Linked DNA regions of Homo sapiens: region 1 is linked to region 2. The links are chromatin loops, found by intact Hi-C in ENCODE. Cell type or tissue: psoas muscle. All regions are shown on one strand. Each heading gives the region's core, and the rest is flanking DNA. Links, peaks and the distances in the headings are about the cores only.

Region 1 (2,919 bases), core at 251-2,750, 52 kb after region 2:
TGTAGTCAGATTCTTTTATAGAGTTGGCATTTGAGTTGGCCCGTGAAGGTTGGAAAAAGTTGTGACAGGTGGAAAAGGAGCAGGGGAGACCAGGACAGTGCAGTGAAATTCCAGCCAGGAGCAGTCACAGGCAATGAGACAGACTCATGGAGCCATGATTCTCAGCTGTCTTACCTTACCTTAGTTTTCCTAAGGAATATCATGGAATTCTGTAAAGACCTTTAAACTAAATAATGTTCATATGAGATGAGTGCTAGGATGGGGACCTGCTGCCTAATATAAGTAGTGTGAGTCTAAAACATTGTGGAAAGTGGTTAGTTTAATAATGTTATTAAAGAGACAAGTCTATCACAAGGGACCAGTTACCAGTGAAACTGTAGACCACCTGATTCACTGCGATAGGGTTAGCCAAAGGGAGGAGAGGGCAGATTGCATACATAGTACCTAAGGCCACTCAAAGACCTCTTTTAAAATCACGTGTCATGTTGATGACATTTGGAGGCTATTAATGTTTTTCTTCCCTTTTAAGACTTAGTGTTTTCTTTATTAGCATTAATTTACTCTAGTAAACAAAATTATGTGTGACTAAAAATGGCAAAACAGGCTGGGCGCAGTGGCTCACGCCTGTAATCCTAACACTTTGGGAGGCCAAGGCGGGTGGATCACTAGGTCAGGAGATCGAGACCATCCTGGCCAACATGGTGAAACCCCGTCTCTACTAAAATACAAAAAATTACCTGGGCGTGGTGGTGCACGCCTGTAGTCCCAGCTATGTGGGAGGCTGAGGCAGGGGAATCGCTTGAACCCAGGAGGTGAAGGTTGCAGTGAGCCAAGATGGCGCCACCGCACTCCAGCCTGGTGACAGAGCGAGACTGTCTCAAAAAAAAAAAAAAAAAAGCAAAACATCTAAAACTTCTGTTATATTCTAGTGTGTAAAGTTCTGCCTTTGCCACTGAGATGCATATCTGTTTTACAGAATAGTTTTTTTTCTTTCTTTCTTTCTTTGAAGACGGAGTCTTGCTCTGTCACCCAGGTTGGAGTGTGGTGGCCCAGTCTCAGCTCACTGCAACCTCCACCTCCCGGGTTCAAGCGATTCTCCTGCCTCAGCCTCTCGAGTAGCTAGGACTACAGGCGCGTTACCACCACGCCTGGGTAATTTTTTTATTTTAGTAGATTTGGGGTTTCACCATGTTGGCCAGGATGGTCTTGATTTCCTGACCTCATGATCCGCCTGCCTCCCAAAGTGCTGAGATTACAGGCGTGAGCCACCACGCCTGCCCTAATTTTGTGTTTTTAGTAGAGATGGAGTTTCACTGTGTTGGTCAGGCTGATGTCCAACTCCTGACCTCAGGTGATCCTCCTGCCTTGGCGTCCCAAAGTGCTGGGATTACAGGTGTGAGCCACTGTGCCCATCCTTGTTTTGTATTTTCTAAAAGAGATGTATCTTGTTTAAATATTAAATTATAAGATATTCAGGCCTTGCAAATTGTCTGGATTACACTGTAAAAGTAATCATTTATGTGCAAATAATTCCTTGAGATCAATAGTTAAATGAGCTCAAGCTGATCTGACTAAATTGGAGAAGATACAAAATGAAGATGGGGAGGAAGTGGTGCCATAAGCAGCCTTTTTTCTTTGACCATTTTATATGCCTTTTTTTTTTTTTTTTTGAGATGGAGTTTCACTCTTGTAACCCACGTTGGAGTGCAATTGCTTGGCTTGCAACAACCTCCACCTCCCGGGTTCAAGAGATTATCCTGCCTCCGCCTCCTGAGTAGCTGGGATTATAGGCATGAGCCACCAAGCCTGGCTAATTTTGCATTTTTAGTAGAGACGGGGTTTCTCCTTCTTGGTGAGGCTGGTCTCGAACTCCCAACCTCAGGTGAACCATCCTCGTCGGCCTCCCAAAGTGCTGGGATTACAGGTGTGAGCCACCGTGCCCTGCCCGCCATTCGTTTTTTTTTTTTTTTTTTTTTTTTTAATTCTGACTCTTCTGTGGTGGAAACCAGCAAATACTTCACATAATTTAGGATGCTAATACTAGTACAGTTAAAAGAATGATTACAAAGCAGATACTATTTCAAATTCTGTAAAAATCTGTTTTTAATATCCTTCACTGGCTGTTTGTTCTGACTAGAAATGTTTTGTATATCTGAAAGCACCAGTAACTCATAGCCATATAATTTTTTTGGTAATATGTTCATAGGCAAGTGGCAAGAGTTAGTAGAAAGATTTCTCTAAGAATTTATCCTAAATCAGATTACACAGAGTTGGGGTAAGTGAGTATTGTGTTATTTTCTTTTGTATATTTGACAATGGGAACTTTTTGAAACTCAACTTCAGTGTAATTTTAAGTCACTAAATTTGTCCACAAGTTAATGATTAAACAGTTACTGAAAGTGGAGAACCTTGCCATTTTTCGGACTGCGTTTTGGGTCTTTGGCACTGTGGTTAGGTTAGCTAATTCGATTATCCACTCAAGTTTTACTCAGTTGGAAATATGTTTTTCTAGATGATGGTGCCTGTGCTTAGGTTTGAGAGGATATTTAAAATACGACTTTGTGTGCCATTGTTTGACAGTGGAATTAAGGGTAAAAATATTTAGATATGGAAGTGTGAAAATGTAGTTGCATTGTTTTCATTATGTTCTATTCCATTTCATTCTATTTTAAGAATAGCCTCAATTTATTTTTAGATTGTTACATAAGTACAAAATCCATTTGCTTTAGTGGGAGTTTTATTTTTATTTTAAAATGATAACCAATTAAAGGAGTTTATTATGAAATTCTAAGTAGCATTGTTTAAAATGTAAAATTACATTACAGAAACATTTGGAAAGGGGAGAATAAAAGAAAACAAAACACAAATGTTGCCAGTGCTGTAGGTGCTATTATTAGCGCTTTGGTGTAACTCATGGTC
Region 2 (2,919 bases), core at 236-2,735:
TTATTCACGGCTGTTTTTCATGTCATTTCACCCTGTTCATCAGTGGGATCTTCCCAGGGGTTGCTAATACACAAGGCAGTTAATCACACGTACTCAAGATCCAGGCAGCTGAGGTCTCCCACAGATGGCTTTAAGCACACCTTTGAATGATGCTAACTTCAAGCATTTGTCCTGGCCTTCAAGAAGCACAAAGCCCTTTCCTTCCCACAGCCTACATTTGGCCTAGCACCCTGGCTGAATTTCTTGTGATTTCAGATATCAGTTATCTCCTTTCCCAAAACCCTTGTTCAAAGATTCTGTCTAAATATACTTAATTTTCCTCAGTGTGACAATGCTACAGTGGTGATGTAGGAGAATTGAAATTACCTCCGAATCTTTGAGGGAAGGCCAGGCACGGTGGCTCACGCCTGTAATCCCAGCACTTTGGGAAGGTAAGGTGGGTGAATCATGAGGTCAGGAGATCGAGACCATCCTGGCTAACACGGTGAAACCTCTCTACTAAAAATACAAAAAATTAGCCGGGCGTGGTGGCGGGCGCCTGTAGTCCCAGCTACTCGGGAGGCTGAGGCAGGAGAATGGCGTGAACCCAGGAGGCGGAGCTTGCAGTGAGCGGAGATTGCGCCACTGCACTCCAGCCTGCCGACAACGTGTGAGGGAGCATGCAGTGAGTTGTCTTGTTGGACCTTTGGACGCTGCCTTGAAGTATTAGTTGAGTCAGGAGCTGCGACCCTTATTTTTCAGGCCGTGAGCCTGCCTCCTGAATGTTCTCTGCATTTCCAGAACCTATTCTGAGAAGCTAGCTAGGTCTAGGGACTGCCAGACAGGGAGGGGCTCAGAAGGAGGTTAAAAAATATCGTAGCATTGGAGGACTAACAACCTGTTGCAGACACTCTGACACAACATACACACAATCAGATGTGGTGTCTTGAATTAGATTCAGGACCCTGTTACCCATTTCTAATTATAACTAACATTTGTTTTCACGTACACCATCCAACATAATCCTCACATCCAGCCAGGAAGAGACAGTCAAAGGGAGCAAACATTTGGGCAACCTACATGCTAAAGTGTGCTGTGGGCTTTCCTATGTGTTAATCTTGGTGAATCTTCCCCACAACTCTGCGAAGAAGGTTTTATTACTATCTCCATCTTACAGTGGATGATACAGGCTTAGAGTTGACACAAGAAATGGCAGAGCTGCAATTCCGCCCTGAGTCTTTTGATTCCAAGTCACAGGCTCTATCCACTCCCTGCTCTGGCTTTCCCACAGCAGGGCATGTCATGGGCGGGTGGCCAGCCTGCGCACTCTCCAAGAGCTTCCTCTCCATACAAGGGTGTGCATGAGTCAGAGACACGCTGGCAGGACTAAAAGAAGATGCTTATCATATTACCTTGAATTTGTCTTTCTTTATCCAACCATAACATCTGAAATACACTATGCGTGATAGGATATATATAAAATGTTTCTGTGTGTTTACTATACTTTTTCAAATTAACAATGGACTCCATTGTATTTTGTGGGATTTTTGTTGTTGTTGTTTTTAAGACAGGGTCTCAGGCCGGGCACGGTGGCTCATGCCTGTAATCCCAGCACTTTGGGAGGCTGAGGCGGGCAGATCATGAGGTCAGGAGTTCAAGACCAGCCTGGCCAACATGGTGAAACCCCATCTCTACTAAAAATACAAAAATTAGCTGGGCATGGTGGCACGTGCCTGTAATCCCAGCTACTTGGGAGGCTGAGGCAGGAGAATCGCTTGAACCCAGGAGGCAGAGGTTGCAGTGAGCCAAGACTGCGCCACTGCACTCCAGCCTGGCGACAGAGCGAGACCCCATCTCAAAAAAAAAAAAAAGACAGGTTCTCATTCTGTCACCTAGACTGGAGTGCAGTAGTATGATCTCTGCTCATAGGCTCAAGTGATCCCCCTACCTCAGCCTCCCCAGTAGCTGGGACTACAGGCATACACCATGCCTAGCTAACTTTTTTAAAAAAACAATTTTTGTAGAAATGGGGTATCACTTTGTTGCCAAGGCTGGTCTTGAACTTCTGGCTTCAACTGATCCTCCCGCCTCAGCCTACCTAAAATTGGGATTATAGGCATGAGCCACCATGACTGGCTAACTCCATTGTTTTAAATGTAGAGGTGCTTTACTTGAAAAGGTGACTAAAGGTTTAAAAAATGTATATTACTATTTTAAAATAAGCTTACCTGGCCAGGCACGGTGGCTCACACCTATAATCCCAGCACTTTGGGAGGCTGAAGGAGGATTGCTTGAGCCCAGAAGTTCAAGGCTGCAGTGAGCTATGATTGTGCCACTGCACTCCAGCCCAGGAGACAGACTGAGACCCTGTCTCTAAAAGCAATTCATAAATAAAATACAGCATACCAAAATTTTTAAGTTGTATTTACTATTTCTTCATATCAATAAACAAAATTAGAAGTAGCCCAAGTCTCTCTTACTCCCTGAGATGCCCTGCTCCAGCTGATTTGAACCATGTCAAGTCTAGGATTTACGTTGCTTTTTAAAATTGCAGGGAAATGATCTGCTTGGATTACGTTCAACTTGCAGTCCGTGTTTAGCCATGGCAAAAACAAACTCGAGGGCAGATAATACTCGTTTGGCTTGGCAGAGCTTGCAGAGGAAGTCCTGTGGCTTCCTTCCACGTCCCAGCTTGCTGCAGATCCTCCTTCCGGTGCCCAGTATGCAGTGGCTGCCAGCATGTCCCAGTGCCCTGCTGGCCCTAGGCTGGAGCTGTAACTGAGCAAGAGGCTGTGTCCTAAATAACTCTCACAGTCACCGAGGCTGATTACAATTCTTTCGCAACATAGTCTCTGATTTGCTTTCCAAAGGTCAGAAGCTTGAGCTAATGTGTTTCAGGGACAACCCAGTCAGCTTGTATTTAAAAAAGAGAATTTTTAT

The links. Peaks named below come from ENCODE experiments on the same cell type or tissue, not always from the same donor. Only the 100,000 strongest peaks of a DNase experiment are listed, where the experiment ranks them.
Region 1: a loop joins it to region 2, with 6 times the contacts of the local background. A loop is called at or near these places in 41 of 110 quality-filtered maps.

What each region holds. Positions count from the first base shown.
Region 1 is chr3:129,173,411-129,176,329 of GRCh38, reverse strand. The region is part of intron 1 of CNBP (CCHC-type zinc finger nucleic acid binding protein); the gene reads left to right. Among named protein-coding and RNA genes, the nearest start is that of CNBP, 9.0 kb to the left of the region's middle. In psoas muscle, for the core only: no CTCF peak of the experiment used is centred there; no DNase peak of the experiment used is centred there; H3K4me3 peaks cover 2,461 bases; H3K27ac peaks cover 2,500 bases.
Region 2 is chr3:129,224,972-129,227,890 of GRCh38, reverse strand. No RefSeq gene overlaps it. Among named protein-coding and RNA genes, the nearest start is that of COPG1, 23 kb to the left of the region's middle. In psoas muscle, for the core only: no CTCF peak of the experiment used is centred there; DNase peaks (open chromatin) are centred at 1,300 and 2,700; H3K4me3 peaks cover 1,394 bases; H3K27ac peaks cover 2,500 bases.